Regions from separate parts of the Homo sapiens genome. Here region 2 is linked to region 1. The links are chromatin loops, found by intact Hi-C in ENCODE. Cell type or tissue: ascending aorta. All regions are shown on one strand. Links, peaks and the distances in the headings refer to the core of each region. The heading gives the core; the rest is flanking DNA.

What was found. A loop is a pair of places that touch in the nucleus more often than their neighbours do. Peaks named below come from ENCODE experiments on the same cell type or tissue, not always from the same donor. Only the 100,000 strongest peaks of a DNase experiment are listed, where the experiment ranks them.
Region 2: it touches region 1 in a loop (2.5-fold over the local background); 1 of 110 quality-filtered maps calls a loop at or near these places.

What each region holds. Positions count from the first base shown.
Region 1 is chr5:139,024,199-139,032,137 of GRCh38, reverse strand. It overlaps SIL1 (SIL1 nucleotide exchange factor), which reads left to right. Exons shown (of 10, transcript NM_022464.5): 6 at 5,146-5,337. Among named protein-coding and RNA genes, the nearest start is that of LRRTM2, 150 kb to the right of the region's middle. In ascending aorta, for the core only: no CTCF peak of the experiment used is centred there; a DNase peak (open chromatin) is centred at 4,147; H3K27ac peaks cover 3,908 bases.
Region 2 is chr5:139,101,275-139,109,213 of GRCh38, reverse strand. All of the region lies in intron 3 of SIL1 (SIL1 nucleotide exchange factor), which reads left to right. Among named protein-coding and RNA genes, the nearest start is that of SIL1, 93 kb to the left of the region's middle. In ascending aorta, for the core only: no CTCF peak of the experiment used is centred there; a DNase peak (open chromatin) is centred at 4,163; H3K4me3 peaks cover 842 bases; H3K27ac peaks cover 3,618 bases.

The DNA.
Region 1 (7,939 bases), core at 1,717-5,716:
GTTCACTCTTACCACTCATTCAACACAGTCATAGCCAATGCAGTAAGGCAAGGCAAGGAAAAAATAAAACTATCTCATTTTCCAGATGACACAGTTGTCCATGTATAACTCCCAAAGAGCCTCCAAAAAAAAGTCTTCTAGAATTAATAAGTGAGTTCAGCAATGTCACAAGATATACAGACAATGCAAATCAATTGTATTTCTATATACTAACAAAGAATATTTGGAAATTGAAATTAAAAACATATGTACCATTTACAGTTGCTCCCCTAAAAATGAAATATTTAGGAATAAATCTAACAAGACAGATATAAGATCTATATGCTCAAAAGTATAAAAGTTGGGTGAAAGATGATGATGGAGTTAAATCAAAGAAGACTTAATTAAATGGAGTGACACACTGTGTCCATGGATTGAAACATTCAACATAGTAAAAATGTTAACTCTCTCTGAATGTATAAGTTTAGTGCAATTCCTATCAAAATTTCAGCAGGATTTTTTTGTAGATGAGCTTATTCTAAAGTTTGTATGGAAAGTTGAAGGAACTAGAATAGCTAGAATTTTAAAAAGAAGAATAAGTGGAAGAAAACACACCACCTGATTTTAAGGCTTACTCTGTAGCTATAGTAATCAAGACAATGTGGTATTGGTGGAGAGAAAGAATCATAGATCAATGGAACAGAGTAGAGAACCTAGAAATAGACCCACACTAATACAACTGACTGATTTTTGACAGGTGCAAAAGTAGTTCAATGGAAGACAAATAGTCTTTTCAGCAAATAGTGGGCATCCATAAGCAAAAAATGAGCTGTCACTTAAACCTCATACCTTAAAAAAAATTAATTCAAAATAGATCATAGATTTAAATGTAAAATGTGAAACTAAAAAGAAAAAAAAAATCTTCTAGAATGAAACATAGAACATCTTTGGGAACTAGGACCAGGTAAAGAGTTCTTATGACATGGCACCAAATGTAAGATTTATAAAAGAAAAAAATTGATAAATTGGACTTCACCAAAATTAAAAAGTTTTGTTTTGTCAAATACCCTGTTAAGATGATCAGAAGATAAACTACTGGAAGGAAATATTTGCATATCATATACCAGCAGTCCTCATTTTATGTTATGTGGAATTGTGAAAATGTGCACACTGAAACTATGCAAAACAATCTTAACATAATCAAGGGAAAAATTATGATTGTTCCATGATCCTTGAAATGTTTTGCCAGACATTAAAGCAACTACATTGCTATTGGTTATAAGTATATATAGAAATGAAAAAGCAATAGTAATATTTATTTAGCACACTGTAATTTAAAACATTAGAAACATTTAGAATTATGCCGGGCACAATGGCTCACACCTGCAATCCTAGCACTTTGGGAGGATCGCTTGATTCTAGGAGTTTGAGACTAGCCTGGGCAACATAGCCCGGAAATGGTCTATGTTTTCTACAAAAAATAGTTTTTTTCTACCCCCCAAAAAAAAGAATTCTTTTTTTTTTCTTTCTTGCTTTTTTTTTTTTGACAGGGTCTCTGTCACCCAGGCTGGAGTGCAGTGGCAGGATTACAGCTCAAGTGATCCTCCCACCTCAGCCTCCCGGGTAGCTGGGACTACAGGTGTGTGCCACCATGCCACACCAAAAAATACATTTTTTTTTTTGAGACAGAGTCTTGCTCTGTCGCCCACACGGGAGTACAGTGGTATGATCTTGGCTCACTGCAGCCTCCACCTCCCAGGTTCAAGTGATTCTCCTGCCCCAGCCTCCCAAGTTACAGGCATGTGTCACCATGCCTGGTCATTTTTGTATTTTTAGCAGAGAAGGGGTTTCATCTTCTCTCTAATTTCACCTTCTCTAGTTGGCCAGGCTGGTTTTGAACTCCTGGCCTCAGGTGATCCACCTGCCTTGACCTTCCAAAGTGCTGAGATTACAGGCGTGAGCCACTGCGCCTGGCCAAAAAATTCAAATAATTTTTGTGTTTTTTGTAGACACAGGGTTTTGCCATGTTGCCTAGGCTGTTCTCGAACTCCTGGCTCAAGCGATCCACCCACCTCAGCTTCCCAAAGTGCTGAGATTATAATCTAATTATAACCTAATCTCGTTAGAAAGAAGTATGATAATTAGCCAAGAGAGAAAAGATGCTTGCTCTGTGTCACAATTTTTTTGGAGTCAGAGTCTCACTCTATTGCTCAGGTTGAAGTGGTACGATCACAGCTCACTGCAGTCTCACCCTCCTGGACTCAAGTGATCCTCCCACCTCAGCCTGAGTAGTTAGGACTATGGGCACACATCACCATGCCTGGCTAAAATTTTTAGTTTTTACAGAAAACTAAAAACTTGGCTGGGTATGGTGGCCCACATCTGTAATCTCAGCACTTTGGGAGGCTGAGGTGGGTGGATCGCTTGAGCCAGGAGTTCAAGACCAGCCTGGGCAACATGGCGAAACCCCATGTCTACAAAAAACTAAAAATTTTAGCCAGGCGTGGTGACTTGTGCCTGTAGTCCTAACTACTCACGCTGGGGTGGAAGGATCACTTGAGTCCAGGAGGGTGAGACTGCAGCGAGCTGTGATTGTACCACTGCACTTCAACGTGAGCAATAGAGCGAGACCCTGACTCCAAAAAAATTATGACATAGAGCAAGCATCTTTTCTCTCTTGGCTAATTATCATACATCTTTCTAAGTATGGATGAGCCTCCAACATTTCACCCTTCGTACTTTCAATGTTGTGAAATTTCTCAGAGAGTTCCTGTAATGTGAAGTTTTTTGCCAGTGTCATTTCATCCTTTTTATCACTTTCCTAATTTGTGTCTGTAAGTTTGCCTTTGCTGAGTCCCTCTGTCTGCACATCTAGAGCTCATCAACAGTGGCAGTGTTAACATTCCCACAGTCAGCCATTTCTTCTATAACTCCATGTACATTCAATTCAAATTTCATTGCCAAAGTTACCACCTTTCATTTATTTGCTGCGCTTTCATCTTTGCTGGCCAGTTCTCTGTTTAAAAAAATAGAATTTAAAAAATATAAATACAGAGAGTCTCACTATATTGCCCAGACTGGTCTGGAACTCCTGAGCTCAAGTTGTCCACCTGCCTTGGCCTCCCAAACTTCTAGGATTACAGGCATGAACCACTGTGTATATAACATTTTTTAAATGCCAGAATTATAAACATGGAGAATAAATTAGTGACAACCAGGGCACAGGGATGTAAGAGAGTAGCATGGGAGGATAAAGTATAACTGTAAAGGAGTAGTACATAGTAGATTATGTGATCATGGTGGGACAGTTCTCTAGCATGATTGTTCTGGTAGTTACACAAGTCTACATCTCAGGTAAAATTACATAGAATGATACACATACACACATACATGTAAGTGAGTATATGTAAAAACTGGTGAAATCCAAACAAGGTGTTTAGTCTAGTTAACAGTATGGTACCTGTGTCCTTTTCTTGATTTTGACATTGTATCCTTATGTAATATCCTTATGTAAAATGTTAACATTGAGGGAAGCTGGATGAAGGGTACATGACACTCTCTGTACTATTTTTTGTTATTTCTTGGGAATTTATAATTATTTCAAAGTAAAAGTTTTGTTTTGTTTTGTTTTGTTTTGTTTTGTTTTGTTTTGTTTTGTTTTGTGATGGAGTCTCGCTCTGTCGCTTAGGCTGGAGTGCAGTGGCACGATCTCCGCTCACTGCAACCTCTGCCTTCTGGGTTCAAGCGATTCTCCTGCCTCAGCCTCCCGAGTAGCTGGGACTACAGGTGTGAGCCACCATGCCCGGCTAATTTTTGTATTTTTAGTAGAGATGGGGTTTCACCATATTGGTCAGGCTGGTCTTGAACTCCTGACCTCGTGATCTGCCTGCCTCGGCCTACCAAAGTGCTGGGATTACAGGTGTGAGCCACTGTGCCCGGCCAAAACCTTTTTTTTTTTTTGAGGCCTTCTTGAGAGCCAGGCACACATCGTTTTTGTGAGACAGATGTCACTAGTTTCTTATTGTGCTCACTTGCCTATCATCTCACAGTTCTAGAAAGTGACTCAGCCTTCCCAGACCTCTTTGCTTGGCTTTGGCAGCCATCCAGAGACCTCTAGCTGGGTGCAGGGAGAGTATCTCATATTATTTTAGCCCAGAGAATCAGGATGTGGCGCCCCATGGATGTGATTGCTCCGCTAGGAGCTTGGTCTTTTTTAAGAGAGGCTGATTCATTTCTTTGGTTGGTGTTTCTATGGAGTGCTTGTAACTGGGGAGAAAAACCCATAGGTAATAGATGAGCAATTTGGAGCTGACAGCTGTTCATCATCCGGCTTTTTATAAATATCTGTGCCTTTTAGTTTTTCTTGGAAGACAGATACATAAGCCACTGTGACTTTTCAGACTCTCTTTATAGGCACTATCTTCTCAAATTGGGAAGAAAACAGTGTCACATGTATAAAATATTTAATTAAAGTCTTTTATTCACCTCTAATGTAACTTCATTTTTAAAGTTTTTATATGTGAGTGGAGTGGGGAAGGATTCAGAGAAAATTGTTCGAGATTTGAGTATAGTACATATAGTAATTTAGCCATTTCAAACAGTTGAACAAATTGTACACCTGTGGTTAGATTGACAGTAATGACAGTGATTTAATTTTCATCAGCAAATTGCTCCTGCTGTGACAGCTCTTACCCATAGTTTTCTATGTCCAAGTTTCCCTAAAATGTTGTTGGATTGGGTAGGGCAAGGCCAAGATAGTCTATGATTGTGAGAAGTGGAGAAGTAGGGTGTGGGTTATTCTACCTTAGGTCTCAGCTGTTTCATATGTGGTTTGAGGTTGAAGATGAACTTGCATTACTTCCCCTTAACTCAGTGGTTGTGACAAAAAGCCTTTCTATTCTTCCTGAATATTGGAAATCGGACTTGAATAAGCGAATCTTGGAACATCTTGAGTGTGTTTTTAGAGCTGAGGCCTATATAGGCAGACTTTGAGGGCTGTCTTCTCTGGGCATCTTAGAAAGTATTAGTATTTTTGATAGCATAGATGAGAGAAGACTGTGAGTCTTGGAGCAGCAGTTTTTTGAGGATGGGCATCCATGGTAGACCACAGACATCTTGGGCAGATGTCTCCAACCAATTTAATCACCTCTTTGCTGCTCTCCTTAGGCAAGGCAGGCTGAGGTAAAGCGGCTCTTCCGCCCCATTGAGGAACTGAAGAAAGACTTTGATGAGCTGAATGTTGTCATTGAGACTGACATGCAGATCATGGTACGGCTGATCAACAAGTTCAATAGTTCCAGCTCCAGTTTGGAAGAGAAGATTGCTGCGCTCTTTGATCTTGAATATTATGTCCATCAGGTACTGTATTTCTTCGTCCATAAGTCAGACTTTTAACAGCTCCAAAAATAAATCCCCCTTCCCTAAGCCCTAAGAAAATAGCATCAACATCTTTACTTCTCTCCCAGAGCACAGACTATTTTTAATCTAGTCTTGTTATCTTTTGTAGTAAGATACAGTCTTAGAGGCCAGAGCCAACTTCTTTTTCTTTTTTTGTCTGAGTCAGAGTCTCACTCGGTCACCCAGCCTGGAGTGCAGTGGCGCGATCTCGGCTCACTGCAACCTCCACCTCCTGGGTTCAAGCTATTCTCCTGCCTCAGCCTTCCGAGCAACAGGGATTACAGGTGTGCACCACCACGCCCAGCTAATTTTTTGTATTTTTGATAGAGATAGGGTTTCACTATGTTGGCCAGGCTGGTCTTGAACTCCTAACCTCAAGTGATCCACCCACCTTGTCCTCCCAAAGTGCTGGGATTACAGGCTTGAGCCACCATGCCTGGCCAGCCAACCTCTTTTTCATGTGGAGTGGTACCTTCTTTAGTACCTCTGAGGGTACCACAGAGATAAAATAGACATAGTCCTAGTTATGCAGCTTATAGCCTGGAAGAGGAAGTAATTGAATAATGAACAATTGAACAAATTAATTAAATAATGAGATAATTTAAGATTGTAATGAGGGCTCCAGAGGGTGATGTAAGAATATGTAACTGGAGAACTTAGAGCCTAGTCATGGACAATAAGGGAGGCTTCTCAGAGGATGTGACATTTAGGCCAAGCGTTATAGGATGATTGGGGTTGGCTGGGTGAAGAGGGGGGACTAGAGCAGGGGATGGCAAACTACTGCCCATAGGTCAAATCTGGCCCAACACCTCCTTTCCTAAATAAAATTTTATTGGGGCACAGCAACCCCTATTTGTTCATGCATTGTTTATTGCTGTTTTTATGCCACAATGGCAGAATTGAGTAGTTGTGACAGAGACCATATGGCTCACAAAGTCAAAAATATTTACTACCAGGCCCTTTAGAAAAAGTTTGCCAATCCTTAGATTAGAGCATTCCAGCTAGAGGAAACAACATGTGCAGAGATTCTAGGGCAGGGACAAGCTTGGGGAGATTGAGGGCCTGGAAAAGATTGGAGTGACTGGAGCACAGCGGCCTGGAGGGGAGCATAGATGAAGTGGGAAGGTTCGGGGGCTGGAGAGGTGAGGTTGGAGATATCATGCTCTTTATGATTTTAGCCTTGATCCTAAGAACCACTAGAGAGTTTGAAGCAGGGAAGTAACTGATCAGACTTATAATAACTAATATTTGTTGAGTGTTGTCATATACCAGGCACTGCTTCAAGTGCTCTGTATGCATTAATTCATTGACTTCCGTGGCTGCCCTATGAGTAGGTACCACTATTAATCCCATTTTATAACCGAGGAAAATGAGGCACAGAGAGATTATGTAATTGCTCAAGATCATCCAGCCTAGTGAGTGGTAGAGCTGGAATTTGCAGCAAGGTCTGTCTGACCCTAAACTCTGTGCTCTAAAACTTTTGGCCACTCTGTTTCTCAAAGGCAACTGGTACCTTTTGAATTAAGCTCAAAAGGTGGAGCTAACAAGGAGCCAATAAAAGCCATTGATTTATTCAATAAATAAATCAAGTGTCTACTAACTCCCAGGCACTGTTCCAGGCACTTGAGATACGTCTATGAACAAAATTAGGGCTTAACCTTCTAGCAGAAGCAGATAGACAAGCATAAGAAAGAAGTAATTATATGTAATATGTTTGTAGGTAATAAATACTGTAGAAAAATAGAAACTATGGCGAGATAGGAACTGGCAGCATTGAGAAGGGGCATCTCTGGCTGGAGGAAGAGCAAGTGTGGAAGCCCGGTGGTGGGAACATGCCTAGTGTGTTTGAATCAGCTGGAGCTGAGAGCAGGCAGAGAAGAAGTACATACAGCTCAGAGAGATAATGGGAGGAAGAATATAGAGGGCCTGTAGGCCATGGAAAAGAGTGAACTTGCATATTATTGAAGGATATTGAGCAGAAGAATGATGTGATCTGACTTACTTTTAAAAGGATTCCTCCAGCTACTGTGTTGAGAATTAGACTGCAGGTGGGGGGCTTGGTAGAAGCAGAGACCAGATAGGAGGCTATTGCAGTAATCCAGACTAGGGGCAACAGTGGCCCAGGAGGCTGTGTAATCATAATCAAAGGCTTGTTTGAGATCCTTGTCAAGACACAGATCCTCAATGTCCTCCCATGCACCATGCACGACAGTGCCCTTGTTCTCTGTAAACTGGGCTAAAAGACATGCTTTCTTCCTTTAGGATTTTGCCAGCATCTGTGGTGAAAGAGGATGAGTATGCACTGTATCCATAGGAATTATGGGGCAGCCTCTTCATCTTCTTTCTCTGCTCATAACTCTTTCTCAGGCCTCAAATAGCAGGACTCTGATCCTCTTAGAGAAAAAAAATGAACCTCGGTTCTCTTTCCCCTTTCCAGTCTTACTCTCCAGGGTAAAAACCAAGAACTCCAACAGCTTTTCCATTAGAGATATTTAAAGGATTAAGGATATAAGGGGTTATTTGCCAACTCAGTCCTCCTTTGATGTTGACAGCTTCTATTTTT
Region 2 (7,939 bases), core at 2,397-6,396, 76 kb before region 1:
TTTGATCAAAGTATCTAGCTGAGGATACTTTGGAGTTAGGTATAGAACAGTAGATTTCAAAGGAGAGGGCTCTTTTACAAAGCTGGCAGTAATGGAGGCACCCAGATAAAGTGTTTCATTTACAGGAGTCCATCTTAGTTTTGAAGTTAAGGGATGTACTTTGTGGGGTGAAGAGCAGAAGAAAAGTTCTAAGGAAGGCTGAGCATTTTTCACCTATTTGCTGGCTTCATCTGACACTGCTGATGCATATCAATGAAAGTCTTGGTTCTAAAGTGGCCGTTTGAACACAATACTCTTTTTTTTTTTTCTTTTCCTTGTTTTCATGCTCTCAGTTCTTTTCCCTTTTCCCCTCCTTCACATCCTGCCCTCCCTGCCACCTTACCTTCCTAGCTGCCTCTACCTGCAGCTGACTGGCAGGTGGCAGGGATGAATAGATGGAGAGGTCTGTAGCTGGGGGAATATTTTCTCAATTCTGCTAGCATCAAAGAAATGATTTCCCAGCCTATTCTTCCAGCCACGTATTTCGCTGATCAGTCAGAACTAGAGGAAAAACACATTAGCGTTGCCAGAGAGGGGATTTGGGAAAAATCAAGTCTGTGGAACTGAGTGATCTAAAGTCATAAGCATTAAAAACAAATCCTGGAGTGCAGCTGGAATTCTTCCCAGCCTGCCTCCCACAGCCCTGTCCCTTGACACACACACCATGTGCCACATGAATAGTTTGTACCTCAACTTTCCCAAAGATCCTAATACTAACGACAAGGTGTCCGTTTGTGTTGCCCATCATTGGATATTTCTGGGCATAACATGGGAAAAAAAGCAATCCCAGGAGCTTTTTCCCCTTTTTGTGACCTCCGTGTTTCCATAGGCTTGAAAAGGCTTCGGAATAGAACTCTCTTGAATTGAGCACACCTACATGCTCATCTATTTTTCCCTCCATCTGGCACCAGTCCAGAGTGAGGTCTCAGGAGAACAATGGCCTTTTCTTTACCCTTAATCCAGGAAGGTGCTTCTTGTCAAGAGAAAAAAAATCTTCTGGTTCTATGGGCAGAAATTCAAGTGGAGTATTTCGTCGTCTTTGGAAGAAAGATAAAGCCTATAATGCCCTTTCTTCAATGAGACACATTCTTCGGAGAGGGAATGGCCAAGAGCTGAGCCCAGATTGTATTTTGGCATTTGATTGTTGCTGCCGTGCCTTGAATATAGCATGTAGTATAGTGTTTTAGAGTCAGTCTACCTGGGTTCACACCTCTGCTCTGTCTTTTATAGCTAGTAGCTGGGCAAGTTACTTAATTACAGTAAAGATTAATGAACTATCCCTCTCTGTAAAATAGGGGTAGTAATAATGCCTACTTCAGAGGGTTATTTTAAATAGTAAATAAGGTAAACATGAAATGTTTACTGTGATGCCAGGTGCATAGTAATAGCTCAGTAAATGTTAGCTGTTGTTTTTTCTGTTGTATTAAAAATCAGTGGACATCAGATGAACCCAAATTGAGGTACAGTCTGCAGAATAACTACCAGCACTTTTCAAGTATGTCCAGGTGATGAAAGACAAAGACTGAGGAACTGTCACAGATTGGAGGAGACAAAGGAGACCTGACGACCAAATACAGTGTGATATCCTGGATTAGACTGTGCAAGAGAGAAAAACATTAGTGGAAAAACTGGTGAAATCCAAGTAGAGTCTATAGTTTAGTTACTACTGTTGTATAATTTCTTAGTTTTGATAATTGTCCTATAGTTTTGTAAGACGTTAATAGCAGGAAAATCTGGATGAAGAGTATATGGGAAACTCTGTATTTTTTTTTCTTTTTTTTGCAACTTTTCTGTAAGTCTAAAATTGTTTCAAAATAAAAAGCTAAAATAGAATAATGTCTAAGTGATCTTTTTAAGTAAAGGAGAAACTCACCAGGGTATAGCTGTGCCCCCAGCATAACAGGTAACACCTGAGTCAGTCTTGCCTCCCATGTCAGAAGGAGGGCTCTTACTCAGGGATCCCAACACCTGCCTCTTAAGCACCTGCACACCTGCTGCATCCTCAGGCAAGGTCTGTTCTAGGCAGATAATTGGTCAGATAGCAATGCAGACACACACCCCAGATCAGATCCTGCAGCGGGGCCATACAGCAACTGGGGAGGAGGCCACTCATGTGGCATTAGGACTCTCTGCAGGGCTGAGTGATCAGGGCACTTGTCTCTGTTCTTTGGAATATAAATGAAATTCTGCCTGTTTTATCCTACCTAAGCACCAATCACTATGGCAGTATGTTTGTGGATTGTGATGCCTACCCCTACGCTCATTGTTTGATCATCCAGAGAAAGAAAAATAATTTCAAGCCTTTGCAGTAATTTATTATTTTCTTTCCTGCCAAGTGGCTTGCTTTTGCACAAAGCAGGTATTTTGCTTGCTTTTCTTAAGTGTAAAAGGTACATGTGCTTTTCTTATGACTGATGTGGCCATCCCTGTCATGCTAATAGCAGGGTTTGTAGAAGAAAGCCATTATCATCATTGGAAGAATGTGAGTCTTGGAGTTTTTATTTTTGCTTTGAAGTCAGGTATCGGGGGTTCTGGAAAGTATAGAGTCTTTCATTCTAGCACACAACTCCCTTACAAGCATTTACCCTCAGAAGCCCATATTTTCTAAGTTAAAAAAAATCAATGCTAAAAAACATTCTTTGTATTTTAACTCAATGGCTAAGCTATGCTGCTTTTTGCTGTTGATTTACACATCTTATTGTCAGACCCTTGGGATGTATGTGGATTACTCAATGCTGTGACAAATGGCTAGGCTCCGAATTGTGTATTATATTACAGGATAGTTCATAAACCATATTTTTCTGTAGGTTATTTTAGGCATAAGACTAGTGAACTGCCATTTCTCTTTTAGTCACACGTGACTTTAAAAAGGTGGAGGATGCCAGTGGGAAGGAGAAGTGGCTGGCTCAAGATTGAATAGCCAGTGGCCCCAAAACCTTGTGAATGCAGAGGCTTGAAGTGGACAGACCTTGAGTATGGATTGGGAGGATTGAGAGAGCAGAGAGAATCTGCTGGAAATCAAGCCTTTTGCTATACCTTTGCTCAGGCTAGAGCACTAGCAGAAAAATAACTGGCTTCTCCTCTCCTGGGGCTTCTGAGTCCTGAGAATCCTGCACCATGAGTGGGCCTTCCCCACTCCTGCGTCCCCCTCCCCTACACAGCCACTTATGCTGATGGATGTGCAAATCCTTTACAGACAGTTTGGCACGGCTTCGCTTGCAGAGATCATCTGTCTCTTTTGACTGAGCAACTTTATGTTTGCGGCTCCTTTTCCCTGCACAGAGAGAAATTGCCTTGTGCCGGCTTCTGCCTTCTGATGGAAATGTTTACCTTCCCTAGGGAAAGCCACTATTCTTTGGGGGTAATGTTTGCTGGTGCTCTCCACCCCTTTTGGGAACATAAGCCTGTGCTCAAGGGTGGACTGGAGGAGGCGGCCGTTGGAGCGTGCACGATTGCTACCGGGGCAGCCATCTGCCAGTGTCGCGGCTCACAGCCTGCCTCTGAGCAGGCCGCCGGGAGGGAATGTCTGCACTCCCGGGCCTGCATGCATTATGCACAGCCCATTCCCTAAATGAGCTTTCTAAGGGTATATAACTCCTTTCTACTCTGTTCTTGTATGGCCTGCCTCAGGACACCTTTCAGAATCTCCCCTAATTATGCTTCTAGTGCCAAGCATTTAGAATTTCTGGTAACAGCTGAATTTTTTTTTTGATAGATTTCTGCAATTGCAGTGAGGGATTGATTTATAGTTATGGGAGGATTTGCTTCTTCCAGGGAAATTATCAACACTGCGATGATACAGTTTCATGTCAGTGGTATTTTGACTATCCAAAGCCACAGTCCAGCCTCCTTGGCCTGCCTAGCTTCTTCTGGAATGGACCCCTTGTAATTTGAGGAGGCTGTTCTGGCATTAGAATGAAATCTGGGCTTCCAGTTGCCGACCACCACCTTCCCCACATATCGCCCCCCTCTTCCCCACCTTCTCTTCCTGAGATGGAGGAGTTTTTTCACATGCTGCTTAGAAAAAGGAGATTCATAACATGACTCAATCCTCACCCACGGATCTAGGATTCCTGCCATCCAGTAAATTTTGGCAGGCAGGCTGTGTGTACGGAGAGCGAGTCCTGCCGCCCTATCCCTGCCCTGCTCCCCTCATTGCGTGTGCTTCTTGGGTGGAGTCTGGGTTGCCTAGCCTCTCATTTCTTCCGCTTTTCCTCTAAGCAGCCCTTCCTTCTTCTCTAGGATTGGCCTTCAGTATCTGTCAGGAAAAGAGGACAGTCTCTCACGTTCCTGGGACTTCACAGAGAGACCCTTAGGAAGAGTTCAAGTCCTGAGGTGTTTGGGTACTTGCCATGTGCCTACTGCTGCATTAAATACAGTGAGGTCATAGCAGAGTGCCTGGGCCTTAAGTCTTAATCCTTAACCACAGCCTACCTGGGAATCAATTCAAACAAAAAGATTGGCAGTCTTACTAACCCACTCAAGGATCTGGATATACAGGTGTCCTTGTGTCTGTCATTATGTTGATATGTCAGGGTCGTTGAGGCCTCCAGGCTAGTGCTGGTGATGCTGTGATACTGTTGAAAGTGAGTTACTGGTAACGTTGGGTTTTCCTTTGCCCTCTGCTAGGGGAGAGGAGAGGAAAAGGGGCATTAGGTTCTAGAAAATCCTTGTCTGTGAAGACTTTGGTTAAACTTTGTCTTCCTTTTACCCATCTCTGGACAAGACAAAAGGACCCTGAATAACAGAGTAGGGAGCAGAGTGGGACTTTGGGGAATCAGAGGCAGTGAGAGACCAGCAGGAACAGAGAGAGGACTTCTGGCCTACCAGCCTGTTAGAACAAGAGAAAGGAGTCCCTTCTTCAGCCTGGCTAGCCAGGGACACCCATGCTCGACCCATTGTTGGCGTGGTCTAGGAGGAGCCAGGAGGCCCCTGCCCAGTCTGTTACCTACAATTATTGTTGCTACCTCTGAGCCACGTGCTGCCGTCTTTAAAGGCTCACAGCTACAGCAGAGTGAAAGGTCCTGAGCTGCTTGGCTCCTGCAGCATGGAGGCTGACACACAGGGAGAGACTTAGGACAAATCTGGACCAGACCAGGTGTGGCTTCTTTTTAACCTAGCCAATAGGAAGCACTTGTTGTAGGAACCCTCACCCCAGTCTGTGTAGATGTGTCTAGAGCTGAGCCTCTTTCTTCCAGTTTGGCCTTTGTGGGCTCTCCTTCCCATTTCTGGCCTCAACAAACTGACCTGCCAGCAGGTTCTGGAGCCTTCCCAGGCCTGCAGCAAATAGGGCTTGGCAATGACAAGATCTGTGGTAGGGCAGCATTTATTGGATGTCCTTTGAAATTAACTTTCCCATGGTCCATAAGTGCCTCCTGGGAGTTTCTTCAGGGTCCTGGCTTCCCTTGAACTTCATGCTTATGCTGACTCCCACACACATGTCTGTGTTTTTCATTTTAAAGATGATTGGTAATGAATTGGGGGAGGGGAGTGAGAATTTGCTTTCCTCTGCACCAGAAGTGCAGTGCTGCTAATTTCATTCTCCACACTTTGTCTCTGAGATGAGCAGGGTCCACTGTGCCCATGTTTAGTACTGCTGTGTTGCTGGACTCTCCTGGCAAAAATTAGGCTAATGTCTCCAACAACTGCATTAGCCACTGAAATGAGGTTCTAAATTGAAGGTACTACACCAAGTCTCTCTCCAAGGTATCGCCTTGTTCTGGCTTTTATTATTCAAATTCATTCTCTCTGATTCTCCACAGACTGACTGGCACGCTGGTTCAGTGCAGCACATTGTACTAGCCGAAAGGCAAGATCACCTTTTAAAAAGAGGGAGGAAGGAAAGGGGCAGGGGGAAAGGCAAAAGAGGAATACTTGCTGTGGTGCAAAGAATCAGAACTCTTATTCTAAGAGCTGCTTGACAGGCCTGTGCAATGCTCAGAGATAGGAGAGAAAGGGATCAGACCTAGAATAGGGTGGAGCGGTACCTTGGGTGGGGATGTCATTGCGGTAGTGGTATCTATGCCTTGTAAGTTCACTACATCTTCTTCCTTCCCTTTCTTGTTTACTGAGCGCCTAATGCCTCACAGGGTGCTGAGAATTTTGAGGTGGGAGACCAAAGATCAAAAGGACAGGATCTTTCCCTTAAGAAGCTCTTGATAGGCTGGGCATGGTGGCTCACACCTGTAATCCCAGCACTTTGGGAGGCTGAGGCAGGTGGATCACCTGAGGTTGGGAGTTTGAGACCAGCCTGACCAACATGGAGAAACCCCATCTCTACTAAAAATACAAAATTAGCCAGGCGTGGTGGTGCATGCCTGTAATCCCAGCTACTCAGGAGGCTGAGGCAGGAGAACTGCTTGAACCTGGGAGGCGGAGGTTGCGGTGAGCTGAGATTGCACCATTGCACTCCAGCCTGGGCAACAAGAGCAAAAACTCCGTCTCAAAAAACAAAAAAAAAAAAAAAGAAAAAAGCAGCCCTTGATCTTAGTTTCATCTGTTTTCTGTCTTGGGTGCTATGGGAGGGGAAGGAATGGGAGGAGGGGGCTGGACCTTAGGATTCTTGCATATTATATTGGAAGTAGGATACTTTCAGCAGTCAGATGCCTAGAGAGTTGAGAATTTGGCTCTTATATGTTTGTTTTTAAAATGACTTTCTCTCTCTCTCTCTCTCTTTTTTTTTTTTTTTTTGCCTGCTGACAAAGTAATATGTTTTCAAAGCAGAATACTTGGAAAACATAGAAAAACACAAAGGGAGACAACAACAACAACAACAAAATCACCCAAATCCCACTGTGCAGATGTAAAATTAACATTATGGCTTGTGTTCTTCCAGTTGTTTGCACAAAAGTGCAGTCATACTGTACAGACTATTTTGAGACAGATACTTTCCCTTTAGAAATGGAGACTGAAAGTTAGAGCCTCCAGCATATAGGTATAAAGTGAGCCTTAGGCATAAAGTGAACATTTTCCAGGTGCTGTTCTTTAATATATTCAAGTGTATGAATATACCAAATTATACTTAATTCTTACGGTTGGGCATTTAGATGGTTTCCAGTTTTTCACTGTTGTAAATAATTCATTAGTGAATATACTTGTATTTATTTTGATGTATTCTCTGTGTTCTTAGGATTCACACCCAAGTGCGTGTCTTTTCTGATTCTTTTCACCCAGCATTTCAGCGAGGGCAAACTCTTTTCCAGGCGTTTTAGATAATACCATGATTTTGAGTATCTCTCTGCACTAACATCAGATGCCCTGGAATTTCTTCTCTATGTGGTCCCTGGATTCTTCTTCTTTGTCCAGGAAATAGCTGGGTTCAGGTGAGATGGGTAGCAAGAACAGAATACACATTCTCATTGTTTTGTGCCAAGATCGTAAGGTCCCCAGAGACCTCACATTGTCATCATCCCCTTTGATAGCAAGCAGTTATTGAATGCCTACCTACCTGTGTCTAACCCAGAATCAAATGGAGGAGATACAAAACAGGTCTCTACTCTCAGGGAGCATGGTGACTGATTGAATAACAGAATTAACATGAAAGAATTCACACACAATTTATTGAGCACTTGCTATGTGGTAGGTATTTGTTCTAGGCTATTTTGGGGGGAAGAGAAAAGGTAGATGTGCTTTTCTTCTTAAAGGAAGCTACAGCATTTATACACAGTTTATATACAGTTAGCCACACAGGTCAATAACTGATAAATATCTGATTGTACAGACATTAAGTTCAACGTTGGTAGTCATTGAAGTGTTAGGGTTGCTTTGGTGGAGAAGCTCATTCACTATGAGAGTAATTAGGTAAATTTCAGAGAAAAGATAGGAGATTAATTGGGGCTTGGAAAAGCTGGTATTTGATGAGGTGGAGTATAAAGGGTTTTCCAGGTGGGAGGAGCAGCTT